Regions from separate parts of the Homo sapiens genome. Here region 2 is linked to region 1. A link is a contact called in ENCODE Hi-C or POLR2A ChIA-PET data. All regions are on one chromosome and are shown on one strand. The core of a region is the stretch at or near the end of the contact, and the rest is flanking DNA. Distances in the headings are between cores, read along the strand shown. Region 1 overlaps TRAF3IP1 (TRAF3 interacting protein 1). Region 2 has its middle 17 kb from the start of ASB1.

Region 1 (5,700 bases), core at 1,956-4,455:
GATACACATATAAATGACTTAAGAAAACTGTATTATAAAAATGTGTTTAGCTGTATTGTCACAAACATTTCCAAATTGATATGCCCATTATCTTCTGGTTCATGATTACTCAGTGAATGATAATATAATCAATAAAGATTTTATTTTTACTGAAAATGTCACTGAAATTCATATTATGTCCTCGGTTTTTTAGATTTTAGTCAGTTGTGGCCTGATAGGTTATTTCTGGTCTTAATTTCACCAGTACCCTTTTCTGTGCTTTGCATAAAAAAAAATCTTTATTTTTGATTGGTTTTGACAGCCTGCCTTGGATGTCAATTCAGTTTCTAAGTAGTGTAGACCCTGGTGTTTAAATATACTCACTGTGACACATTAATGGATATATGAGGGAATGATGTTGTGTTAGCCCCAGGATGAAAATTAGTGGAGGCTGGGTGTGGTGGCTCACACCTGTAATCCCAGCCCTTTGGGAGGCCGAGGCGGGCAGATCACGAAGTCGGGAGATTGAGACCATCCTGGCTAACAAGGTGAAACCCCATCTCTACTAAATATACACAAAAATTAGCCGGGCGTGGTGGCACGTGCCTGTAATCCCAGCTACTCAGGAGGCTGAGGCAGGAGAATCGCTTGAACCTGGGAGGCAGAAGTTGCAGTGAGCCGAGATCGCACCACTGCACTCCAGCCTGGGTGACAAAGCAAGACTCTGTCTCAAAAAAAAAAAAAAAAAAAAAAAAAAGAAAATTAGTGGATAAGGATTAGAATTAAATAGAATTTAGTCACATTGACTACTAAACAATGCCCCAGCTCAGTGGAGAGAAGTGTAGGAGGTATCTGGAGAGCAGTAAGTAGAGAAATCAAAGGGGATGTGGCACAAGTTTCAGAAGCCTCAGCGCCCTGCAACAGAAGACTGAAGATGTGGATCTCACTAGTTTGAAGAGGTGTGAAGACTTCAGAAGCTACCCAGTGAGACATCATGAAATTGTTAAAATCTGTTAGTCATTAGGCCTTGAAAGGAATGGTTTAGAAACGACCTAGCTGAGCGAGTGGGCTTGGGCCTTTGGTGCACGCTCAGCATGGGCTGGGGTCCCCTTAGCATGTGGTGGTGGCTGTGACAGCTCTTGCTCCTCGTGGGACTGAGCTTTCTCAGAGAGACTGTGGGACACGGGAGAGACCGCGGTGGGACCGAGAGCCTGCGCCACCGAGCCCTCTCTGTGCAGGGCTTCCCACGCATGGCCTCCTGCACCTGCACCACAACTCACTGCTGAGGAAATTGAGGCTTAGGAGAGTCTCAGTCCCTTGCCCAAGGCCTTGCACTCCAGAGCCTGGATCCAAACTCTTATCTAGCCCCAAAGTACAGGTTCTGACCACAGGAGGGAGCAGCACCGCGGCTCCAGCATGCCCCAGGCCCGGAGCCTGTGCCTCCCTGTCTCAGTGCGGGGTGGGCGCGTTGAGCTGCTTTTTTTGGAGCAACTTATTTCGAGAATTATTTTAATCCTTAAATTCCATATTTCTTCAGCTTCCCTTTGAAAAAAAAAAGGGAAATTTGTGTTTTTAAAAAGTGTTAGTTAGTATTTTTGTCCTTTCCAAAACATATTCACTTGTGCTTACTGTTGTGAGACACACATGTATTTTTCTAGTTCCCATCTATTATTCCTTGCTGTCTGTTTCTGACCTGAAAAGCAGCTTCCAGTGAAGAGCTATCACTAGAGGAACAGGACTTGGCTGAATGAATTAGGTTTTATTGAGTTTTTAATTTAATGTGGGTAAAGCAGGCTCAGGAGGGCTGAAATGGACGAAACAATGGCACAACTTTATTACTTTTCTCCAGGGTATGGATTATAGGGGATATTTTAGAGTAAAGAAACACTAAGATTCTTGGCATTAAAATGCTTCGATTTCCTATTTATAGCAGTGATGCATATATAATTTTTCATATTGGACTGTTATTAAGGTTTTTCTGATTGAAATCTCCGTACGGTTTCTTCTGGCCAGTAGACTTCCTCCATCCCCAGATGTGACCCCTTTTAAACTAATAAAGCCTCTTGATAATACTTACAATACTTGTCACAGAGGGCAGGACTGACATTCACTTAGTGAAGGGCTTGTATTATACCAGGCTTTGCTCTATGTAAGTTTTATATTTTCAGGAATATTCTTAAATCCCTTAAAGAAAAAAAATGAAAATAAAGTAGAAATACATTTATTTTAGATATTGTTATTAATAATTTTTTTTTGAGACGGAGTTTCACTCTTGTTGCCCAGGCTGGAGTGCAATGGCGTGATCTCGGCTCACTGCACCCTCTGCCTCCCAGGTTCAAGTGATTTTCCTGCCTCAGCCTTCCTAGTAGCTGAGATTACAGGCGCCTGCCACCATGTCCAGCTAATTTTTTTTTATTTTTAGTAGAGACAGAGTTTCACCATGTTGGCCAGGTTGGTCTTGAACTCCTGACCTCAGGCGATCCACCCGCCTCGGCCTCCCAAAGTGCTGGGATTACAAGCGTGAGCCACTGCGCCTGGCCATTGATAAATACTTTGTAAATAAAATACACTGTGTCTATACTCTTACATGATGCACCATGTTAGTTTTTAAAACTTGGGAGTAATTTCTGTATATTAGTATTTTGGGTTCTGACTGGGTTTCTAGGTAGCTTAACAAAGCTTTTATTGTACTACAATAAAAGTACTTTGTACAAGTAGAGTTCATTTACAGTAAAAAATGATAGAAAATAATGCTGTTATTTTAATAGTAATAACCAAGCAATTAAAGTAAATATATATTTTTAACAATTTTGAAATTAGCTTTCTAAGAAAAGCGGGTTTAGAAGCAGGCAAAGCATTCACTTGTGAAAGACACTTTTGGGAACTTCAGAGCCTTCAGAGATTAATGGTAGTGATATTAAAAGTGGAGCGCGTTCCACTGTCTTCCATGCGGGAGCTTTCTGGCTCTGCTGCTTTTTGTTGCAGAAGCATCCAGTCCAGAATGAGTTAGGTGTTTTGTAAGTTTCTTTCAGTCTCAAACAGTCTGTGCTCTTCCCTTGATTTGGCCTTGACAGTTTTGAACAGTACAGCTATTTTCCTGACTGGCCCCCGGTTTGGGTTTGTGTGGTGTTTCCTTGTGATTAGAGTCAGACTTTGCATCCTGGGCCGAAACCTTCCAGAAACGAGGCTGTGCTGCCTTTGCTGCGTCTTGCTGAGTGGTTCAAGGTTTCAGATTGTTCCTGACTGCAGACGCTCTCCGTGGCCTCTCGATGTGGATGCTGTCTGCCAGCTTCTCTGCAGTCAAGCCGCTCCTTTTCTCTTTGTAATTACTAGCATTTTGGAGGAAGTACTTTGTACAATCGAAGTACCCTGTGCTTCACTAAGTTTAATCATTTGTTTGTATCATTATGGGCTTGTGCCTTCCACTTGGACTCTGTGGGCTGTAATCTCTTACTGCCATGATTTTCATGCGCAGATGGCCTCAGATTTGGCTCTGGAGAGCTCCTTCAAGCTGGCTTTGTGTCCTTTCAGCCTGCGCCCAGCATTCTTTGAGCTGTTCCTTGCTTTCTGGCTCATCCTGTTCTTTCCCTGCTCCAGCCCCAGAATCAGCCATTTCCCCAGGAGACCTGGGTCCTTTGATTGGAGAATGGAGTGTTTGCCACTTTTGGAGGTTCAGCTCTCAGGTCATCTCAGTGAACAGAGCTAGAGGGGGAAAATGTATGTGTCTGTGTTTGTTATATATGCGTGTGTGCATGTCTGTATGTATGTGTGTATATATGTGAACGTGTATGTGTGTCTGTAAGTGTGCATGTGTATATATGTGTGTGCATGTCTATGTGAATGTCTGTGTCTGTGTGTGCATGTGTGTATGTTTATGTCTGTATTGTGCATGTCTGTGTATGCGTATGTGTGCGTGTCTGAGTGTATACATGTATACGTGTGCATGTCTGCATGCATGTGTACATGTGTATATATGCATGGCTATGTCTGTGATATATGTGTATGTGCATGTCTGTGTATGTGTGTGTACATGTGTGTGTGCAAATGTCTGTGCCCTCCCTACCTGGTCTCCCTGGCCGTGTGGGTGCCCTCTCCCTCCTGTGCTGGGCTCCTGCCTCCATTCTCCCTACCCCGGGCTCTCCCACCCCCAGCCTAGTGTACATGCTTCCCTGGCATTGCCCACTTCATGGCTTCAGGACCAAATGGCTCAGGAGGGAAGATCAGTTACTGACTTTCCCCTGGAATGGGCATCTCATAAGGTGAAGACCAGTGCCTCTCATCTCCCTCTCGTGGCTAGCATAGCAGTGGACGTTAAGTGCATGTCATCAACTGTTGAAGAGATGAATTTCATCGCCAGTTGAACAGAAGTTAGAAGAGAAAGGGGGAAGTGGAAGGGAATGAATGATAAAATGTGGGGAAGCACTTGCCAGAGGTGAAAAACGAAGCTATGTGCATTTAGGGGAATTACGGACATTTTTCATGCTGTAGCCTCTGGTGAGCCCCATGCTAACACCAGGGGGTGCTTTAAGCCCATCACGAGGCCTCTGAGTGCTAGGGAGCGGGCATAGTTCTCTTGTAATGTGGTTTTCTGCCACAATTTGGACATTTGTCGTTTGGACAGTAATATAGATTTCTGAGTAAAATGTGATAAGAACGAAGTTTACTAGCTTTCTGATCTCAGTTAATGCGACATTGAAAGTCTGTTTTTTAGAGGTGCTTTGTACTTTTCGTAAAGAGCGTGAAGCTTGACCTTCTATGAGTCTGCACTTGAAAAGGGCTTTCATGTGCCAGGTAAAAAGGAAACTCACAATATTGGCAGTATTGTTGAGATCAGGTGTTTTTTTCGGTTTGTTTTTGTTTTTTTTGGTGGGGGGAACAACCAAAAACAATCCTACAAGTATATTGTACATCAAGAAAAAATAGGTTCTTTTGAAAAGAACCAAAGTCAGATTTGCTGTAGACTTCTCTGTGGCCCTAAATGCCAGAAGAAAAAGGAACAGTTGCTTCAACATTTGGAGAGAAAGAAACTGACCCAAGATTCTTACTATTTAGCTAGATTGTCATTTCATACATAAAAACAGTGGAAGACACATCCAGATAATGCAAGAGCTCAAAAAAAGATTGTTCTTATATTCTTCCAAACCTAAGCCTAAGGAAAGCCTGAGTGTGGGCCTGGGATGACCAGCGCAGTGGCCACTCGCCCATGTGGTGGGGGTATTAGAAAACTGACGAATCCCAACTGAAATATATCCTAAGTATAAAACACACACCAGATTTCAAATATGGTGTTGGAAAAGAAGAATATAAACTATCTCATTAGAAATTATTATATTGATTACATGTTGAAATGATTTTGTATATATCACATTAAATAAAATTTATTGAAACTAATTTCATCTGTTTCTTTTTACTTTTAAAGTGAAACTAGTAGAAAATATTAAATTACGTATATGGCTTGCATATTTCTATTGGGCAGCATTGGTATAGGTGAAATGAATTAAAATTGATTATTGAAACTGATTAAGCATATAGAATTGAGTATAACTACAGAATTGAATGCAAAATCCCTAAACTAGTTCTTGAAAAAATAGTTTTGTGGAAGAATAACATAATAATAATAGATGGTAGGGTTGAGGGAGTCAAGGGAAGTAAAATCACATTAAAGTAACATTCATTTAAAAGTTTTTTTCTCCACTTTCTTTTTCATTTTTATTATACTTT
Region 2 (6,055 bases), core at 1,140-3,639, 39 kb after region 1:
CTAGGCAGAGAAGCTGATGGCTGAAATGTGCCATAAAGACACAGTGACATTGAGAAATGCCTCCGCCGTGTTTGGATAGCTTGCTATTAGCATGTTCCCATGAGGGACGGATACAGCAGCCTAAGCTGAGGACTCATGAGGAAATGAGAGCCCAGGCCCCACCCCTGAGGACGGACGAACCTCAGGGATGGGCAAGTTTGCCTCGGCCTCGGCCTCTGGTGGGGTGGGGGGCTCAGGCCTGTGGGTCGGGGGCTTGGCCTCTTGGGAGGGGGGTTGGGCCTCCTAGGTAGTGGCATTGGGATGAGAGAAGCGCCTGCTAGAAATTTGTGGTTTCAAAGCCGGGCATGTGACCCTTTAGAGCTAATGGGCCCTGACAGTTCTGGGAAGCATTTGTTTTATTTTCATAAAGTGCATAAAATCCTTCTGACTTGAGCAGAAAGAAATTGGCGGTGCTGCTGCAGATGCTTCCCCAGGCTGCCCACCGTCTGCCAGACCAACCAGTGAGGACAGGCGGGGCCGACGGCTGTGGGGAGAGGGTGCCTAGGGCCAGCTTCCCCTGCACCTTGGGCCGAGGGACAGCCCGAGGAGGAGGAGGAGGAGGGAGAGGCTTCAGGTGAGGCAGTGAGGGACCCTCCACAGGACTAGACTCCCAAGAGGACTGGGTGGTGTCTGTGTCCAATTCTGATGTGGGGACGCGCAGTAGTGAAACCTCCCAGGCCCTTCTGTCTCCCTGTCCAGGGGACCTGGGGTGAGAGGGACCCTGCCCTCCTGCAGCCCAGCCTAGGATGCTAGTGCTAAATACTTTTTGGGCTGAAGAACTTCCTTAAAAGGACACAATTTCCAGAAGCCACAGATGAAAAAAAAAACGGACACTTTGCTCCATTAAAAAGTGAAACTTTCTGTATTCCAAGCAAAAGTAAAAAACAACACATTGGGATAAACTTGCAATGTATTTTAAACTCTGTTTAAAGACAGACTTTTTAATAAGAGAAACAGCCCAACTGAACGATAGAAGAAAGGAATAAATAGGCAATCAAATAATCACAAAGCATGAGAAACCAACTTTGCTGTCGAGAGAGAAGGTGGCAGAGATTTGGGAATCCAGACTGGAAGAGGAGTTACCTGGGCTTCCCAGCGGCGCAGGCACTGCCACGCCCTTGGCCTTGGCTGTTGGCTTAGGCAGGTGGCCTGACTCCGGCCTCCCTCTCCCACCTGCTTGGTTGGATTCAAGAGTGCTGGCCTCACCTTGTCATCAGAGCATACGTGCAGCATTAGGTGGAAAGTGCGAAGGGCAGCCCTCAGCACACAGCACACGGTGCGCTCCAGGCGGACCCTGGCTCTGGTTTGTGATCTGTGTAATGTAGGTTAATATCACAGTTGCACACATCTTTCGATTGCCAAAAATTTAAAAATTGATAGTATTTGGAGTGGCTGAAGATGTGGGGGTGTAAATTGTGTGAGACTTCTGGAGGACATTTTGGAAGTACTTCTCAAATTTAGAAATATTTTGCTGGCACAAGAAAAAGCTGGAGCAGGGACATGGCCCCCTATCTTGAAATAACAGGTCTGGGGTGGAGGGAGGGTTGAGCCTGTTCTCTGTGGCGCTGGAACCTATGGGTGGGAGACAAAGGGAGACTGATTTTGGCTCTGTGTAAGGAGGGAGCCTCCGTTCCAACAGGGTTCAAAGATGACAGGACAGCCCCTCATCAGGTAGATGGTGAGCTCCTCGTCACAGGAGGCGTGCAAGCAGGCAAGATCTCCACACCCCCATTGCACTTTCTACCAACTGCATCAACACGTCAGCACCCACGTAGGCTTCAGGCCTTGGCAGACATGACCTTCAGGAGCCCCCAGGCAGATGGAGCCTGGGCTGCAGTTCCTGCCTGCCCCTATCCCCCAACCCTTGGAAGGCCTCTGAAGTCTCCAGCGCCCCCTCACTGCTCAATGTTTGCCCAGGGAGTCCTGTCCGGCCCCCAACTTGTCCTTCTTCAAGCTGGGGAATGAATATCATCATTCCCTTTTGAATAGAAACCACCTTTTGGGGAGGTTCCCCACGGTGCAAGGACACGAGACCACCTTGCAGGCAGCCTTCAGCGGCCTGCCCCTCTTTGAGAACAGACTACATTTGCCAGTTTTCATACTTCACTTTCAAGGAGGCTGTGTAAGACCCCTTCAGAATTGGGGGTCTTCCAAAAATTTTATTCAAACCCTGGGCAAAGTTACCCTCTGTGACTGTGTGCCTGACACTGGCCGCCTGTGTTGGCCGCAGCTGCCCTGCAGTGTTCCAGGGCTTGGCACCTCAGGACTTGAAATTCCCTCTGTCGGGGAAGTCCCTCTGCTGTTTTGTTGGAGCTGCAGGGAAGAAAGAAAAGCCTCCTGGCGGGCGGTTGTTGAGGAAGAACTTTGGCGCCTACTTTCTCAAGTGAGCCTCCCCGGGGCTGGGAGTCAGGCCATAGCCAACCCACAGATGAGGAAACCGAAGCTCAGAGAGCAAGGTACAGTCCCTGCCAGCTCTCGGTCCCTGGCACGATGTCCTTTGGGATTTAGGGGTCTGGCTGCGTTGGCTGAGCACATGGCTGGCCCGGGACCCCAGGGAGCAGTTCAGGAGAGCATGGCCTGCCTGTCCCTGGGATTTTTCTGCTTGAGTGTTCTGTCATCTGCGTGAGCACACAGCTAAGAAAGGGCAGGTTGCTGAGTTGAGATTAGCGTGACCACTTTTTTGGCTGATGTGTGAGTGAGTGAGGATGCTTGAGAGGGCAGAATAAGAGAGGCGTTCCTGCTCTAAACAGTTCCACTGGGCTGCATGGCCACCGCCCGCCCCAAACCATGCACCTGAACCAAGATCTTGTTACTTGGCCCATCCTGCCCCGAGGGTGCAGCCGCTCATTGTGGGAGTGTCCGCAGGGCGGCCAGACCCATTAAGCCCAGCAGGCGTGGCGCCAGCACCCGCGGCGCTTTCCACAGCCCTCGAAAGTGTTTTCATTTCTTTCATAATCAGAAGAAAAAAATGAACTTTTAGGTCAAAGTCAATGTTTTAATATACAATATTAATATATTCATCTTTACATCAATGCCATCGTAAAATAGAATTTTTAATATTTTTTATGGAGGAGGGGCTCCTGAAAGTCATAATGCAGCCCCGAACCTTGGCCGGTCGCTTGGACTCGCAGCCATCCCCCGTGTGGCTTGGACCCACCGCGAAGCTGACCTCATTCTACTCTCCAGCCCAGCATGCGCCCGGGGAGAGGAGCAAGCTCTCATTCTTCTGGTGGGTTTTCCATTTCCAGGGATTATGGCTCTAAAGAAAAGCGTCTTTGGGACAGTTTCAATACAAACACCAGGATGCTTTTAAAAATAGAACTTTCAAATAATATCTCTTAAACCATGGATTTTAAGCATTAATCTCGTTCGATAGTTGCAAAATCAAAACCTTCCGTCAGCACGTCGACCTGGATCTTGCAGCCCGCGGCGCTGTGCAGGGAAGCTCTCCTCTCAGACGCCCCTTGAGCTGTGGTTGCTTCTCAGCCCCTGTTCAGAGCATAGTCACATGGGCGAGGCTTGTGAGCTTGTGAGCCAGGCCTTTATTCCTCCACGAGGGCTCTCTCCCATTGCCAGTAAAACTGCACACCCGTTTATTTCTATATTTTCCCTATTTTTACACCTGCCAAAACATCCATTTGTGGTGGTAAAATACTTGGACTCCCTAGCAGTGAAATGAAAAAGGTTGTGATTTATATAAAGAGCAGAGTGGCCTCTGGGGTGAGTTGGGCTGAATTAAGGTCCCTGTAACCTCCAAGATGAGCCTGGCAGGACGCAGCTAGTGGGGCACGTCCATGGCTGCATGGTGGCCTCCAGGCCATGCTTACCCACTCTCCTCTCCAACCCCCAAAGCCTTCTGCTACTGGCTGGCATGGTGAGTGCCTGGGCACCAGGAACAGGGCACAAGGGGCACTCGTGGGCTGGGGCTGGCTGTACAGTGAGAGACATTCAGGAATGTTACGAGCCATTACATTAAAATACAAAGGTAAGGAATATGGAAAACTAATTTTTTACATTTTCCTTGTGTCCATGCCCTGAGGTGATTTATATCTTGGACCTCAGGGGGAAATCCTGGGGTGTATGTGCGATTGTGCATCTCTTCTAACTCCAAGTTGGGTGAATTCACATTCGCTGAAGGCAAGAGTATTTACACCACGGAAATTGACAGATGCTACAAGTCAGGACTTGACTTGTTTTGTTGTTTATCTAATTTTAAGAAAGTGATAGCGTGAAAGTGAGTGGAAGGAATGCTCGGTAAACATGAAGTAAATGTCACAGCCAGCTGGGTGCAGTGGCTCACACCTGTAATCCCAGCACTTTGGGAAGCCAAGGCGGGCAGATCACCTGAGGTCAGGAGTTCAAGACCAGCCTGGCTAACATGGTGAAATCCCGTCTCTACTAAAAATACCAAAAAATTAGCTGGGCGTAGTGGTGGGCAATCCCAGCTACTCGGGAGGCTGAGGCAGGAGAATCGCTTGAACCCGGGAGGCGGAGGTTGCAGTGAGCCGAAATCATGTCTCTGCACTCCAGCCTGGGTGACAGAGCAAGACTCTGTTTAAAAAAAAAAAAAATTATAATTCCCCTCCTCCTAGAAGAGGAGGACACTGTCTCTGGTTTCGGTCCTCTCCTACTGGAGAGCTGCGACAGGTGCCGTTGAAAGCTCTAGCCCTCACCCCTGTGGGGCAGGTGGGGGGCGTCAAGGAATTCAGGCCCCTGGAAAAGTGAAACCTTCCGCTCCAGAGCAGCCCCTGAAAATCCTCTGGGTCGCTGGGGATTTGCCCTCCTTTCCAAGATCATCTCCTAACGACAGGTTCTTCAAGTTACACTTCTCCCTGAGTCCCCAAGCCCGTGTAAATAGCCGGTTCCCTGGATCTGGGAAGGCTGGGCTGGGGCTGTGGATGGAAGGTATGTTGGTTGCTTTCCAAATGACTACACCTGTCCTGCTTCCCCATCAAACAGCCTCTGTGTTTACAGCTCCTTCAGGCTCTGTTTTTGTGAACAGGCACATTTAGGGGCTTTGGATGTGGCCTTCCTCCCCTCGGTTCAGCGGGCTCCAGGGAACTGGGTATTGAGGTGTTCTCAGGGGTCCAACACCTTCAGCTGGGGGCTCCAGAACCAGCAAAGAGCCTGAGAACGGGGGCGGGGGATAGGGGAAGGAGAGTGAGAGGCCTTGCAGACAGATCAGAACTGGCCTTGGCGAATCTAGGTACAGAACCCAGGCTGCCCCTACCCAGGGTCCTGCCGGGTGGCATGCCTCACCGGGGAAGGCAGGATCGGGGGGGTCTCTGGTGTCTTTCCGTGGGCACCCAGTGTCCTGTGGTTTATTGTGTTCGTGTGATGGGCGTCAGTCCTGCAGCAGCACTAGGAGGACAAGAGGTGGGCCCTGGGGGCTTGTGTTTCCCAAGCCTCTGCTGCTGTTATCTTAGTTACCTTTATTGTTTTCCTTTCTGATAACCGAATTCATATTAATTCATCTAGAAAACCACACGAAGAAGTAAATAAACATCACTTGTAAATCCCACCTTCCAAAATTGACCACAATTTATAATGCTAGTTGCTAGTATGTATTCATTTTCTCATCGTGTGTGTGTGTGTGTGTCTGTGTGTTTTACAGTCTTGTCTATTACAATCTGTTGTCCGTATAACATACACAGAAGCACCCGTTTATACCATTGGGACTATGCTGCTTACAGTGTTACGTAATGTTGACTTCTTTTTATTTCCCGTAAACAATTTTACTACATTTCTTCCCTGTCACTAACTGATGTTCTCTTAACCATGATTTTAAGTTTCATTGAATGGGCACCTTATTGTAGTTCAGTTGCGTATATTTTCTCATTTCTATAATGATTTATTCTTTAGTGCGTTATGAAATACTTGCTTCTGGTTTTTTCTCCTGGGTTATCTTTTTTTTATTGATTTCTGATTTGATTGCATCTTGGGGAGAGAATGTGGCCTGCCCAATACCGGTGCTTTGAACGGTGTGGAGGCTGCCCTGATGGCCCAGCACGTGGTC

What was found. A loop is a pair of places that touch in the nucleus more often than their neighbours do. ChIA-PET counts read pairs that join two places held with the same protein, here RNA polymerase II (POLR2A). Pooled maps may share reads with other maps.
Region 2: a map of ascending aorta shows a loop between it and region 1 (4-fold over the local background). The contact joins two enhancer-like sites. A Hi-C loop is called at or near these places in 4 of 168 maps with a recorded cell type or tissue (CD14-positive monocyte, ascending aorta, natural killer cell and 1 more) and 4 of 50 pooled maps. POLR2A ChIA-PET finds 5 or more read pairs at or near these places in 3 of 52 experiments (H1, WTC11 and endothelial cell of umbilical vein).

What each region holds. Positions count from the first base shown.
Region 1 is chr2:238,366,454-238,372,153 of GRCh38, forward strand. The region is part of intron 15 of TRAF3IP1 (TRAF3 interacting protein 1); the gene reads left to right. Among named protein-coding and RNA genes, the nearest start is that of TRAF3IP1, 49 kb to the left of the region's middle. RefSeq lists a silencer at 975-1,178. Within about 2 kb of position 3,206, at least 3 of the 41 ENCODE cell types and tissues checked have a DNase peak (open chromatin) inside an H3K27ac peak, as active enhancers do.
Region 2 is chr2:238,406,527-238,412,581 of GRCh38, forward strand. No RefSeq gene overlaps it. Among named protein-coding and RNA genes, the nearest start is that of ASB1, 17 kb to the right of the region's middle. RefSeq lists enhancers at 2,705-3,237, 3,772-4,303. Within about 2 kb of position 2,390, at least 2 of the 41 ENCODE cell types and tissues checked have a DNase peak (open chromatin) inside an H3K27ac peak, as active enhancers do.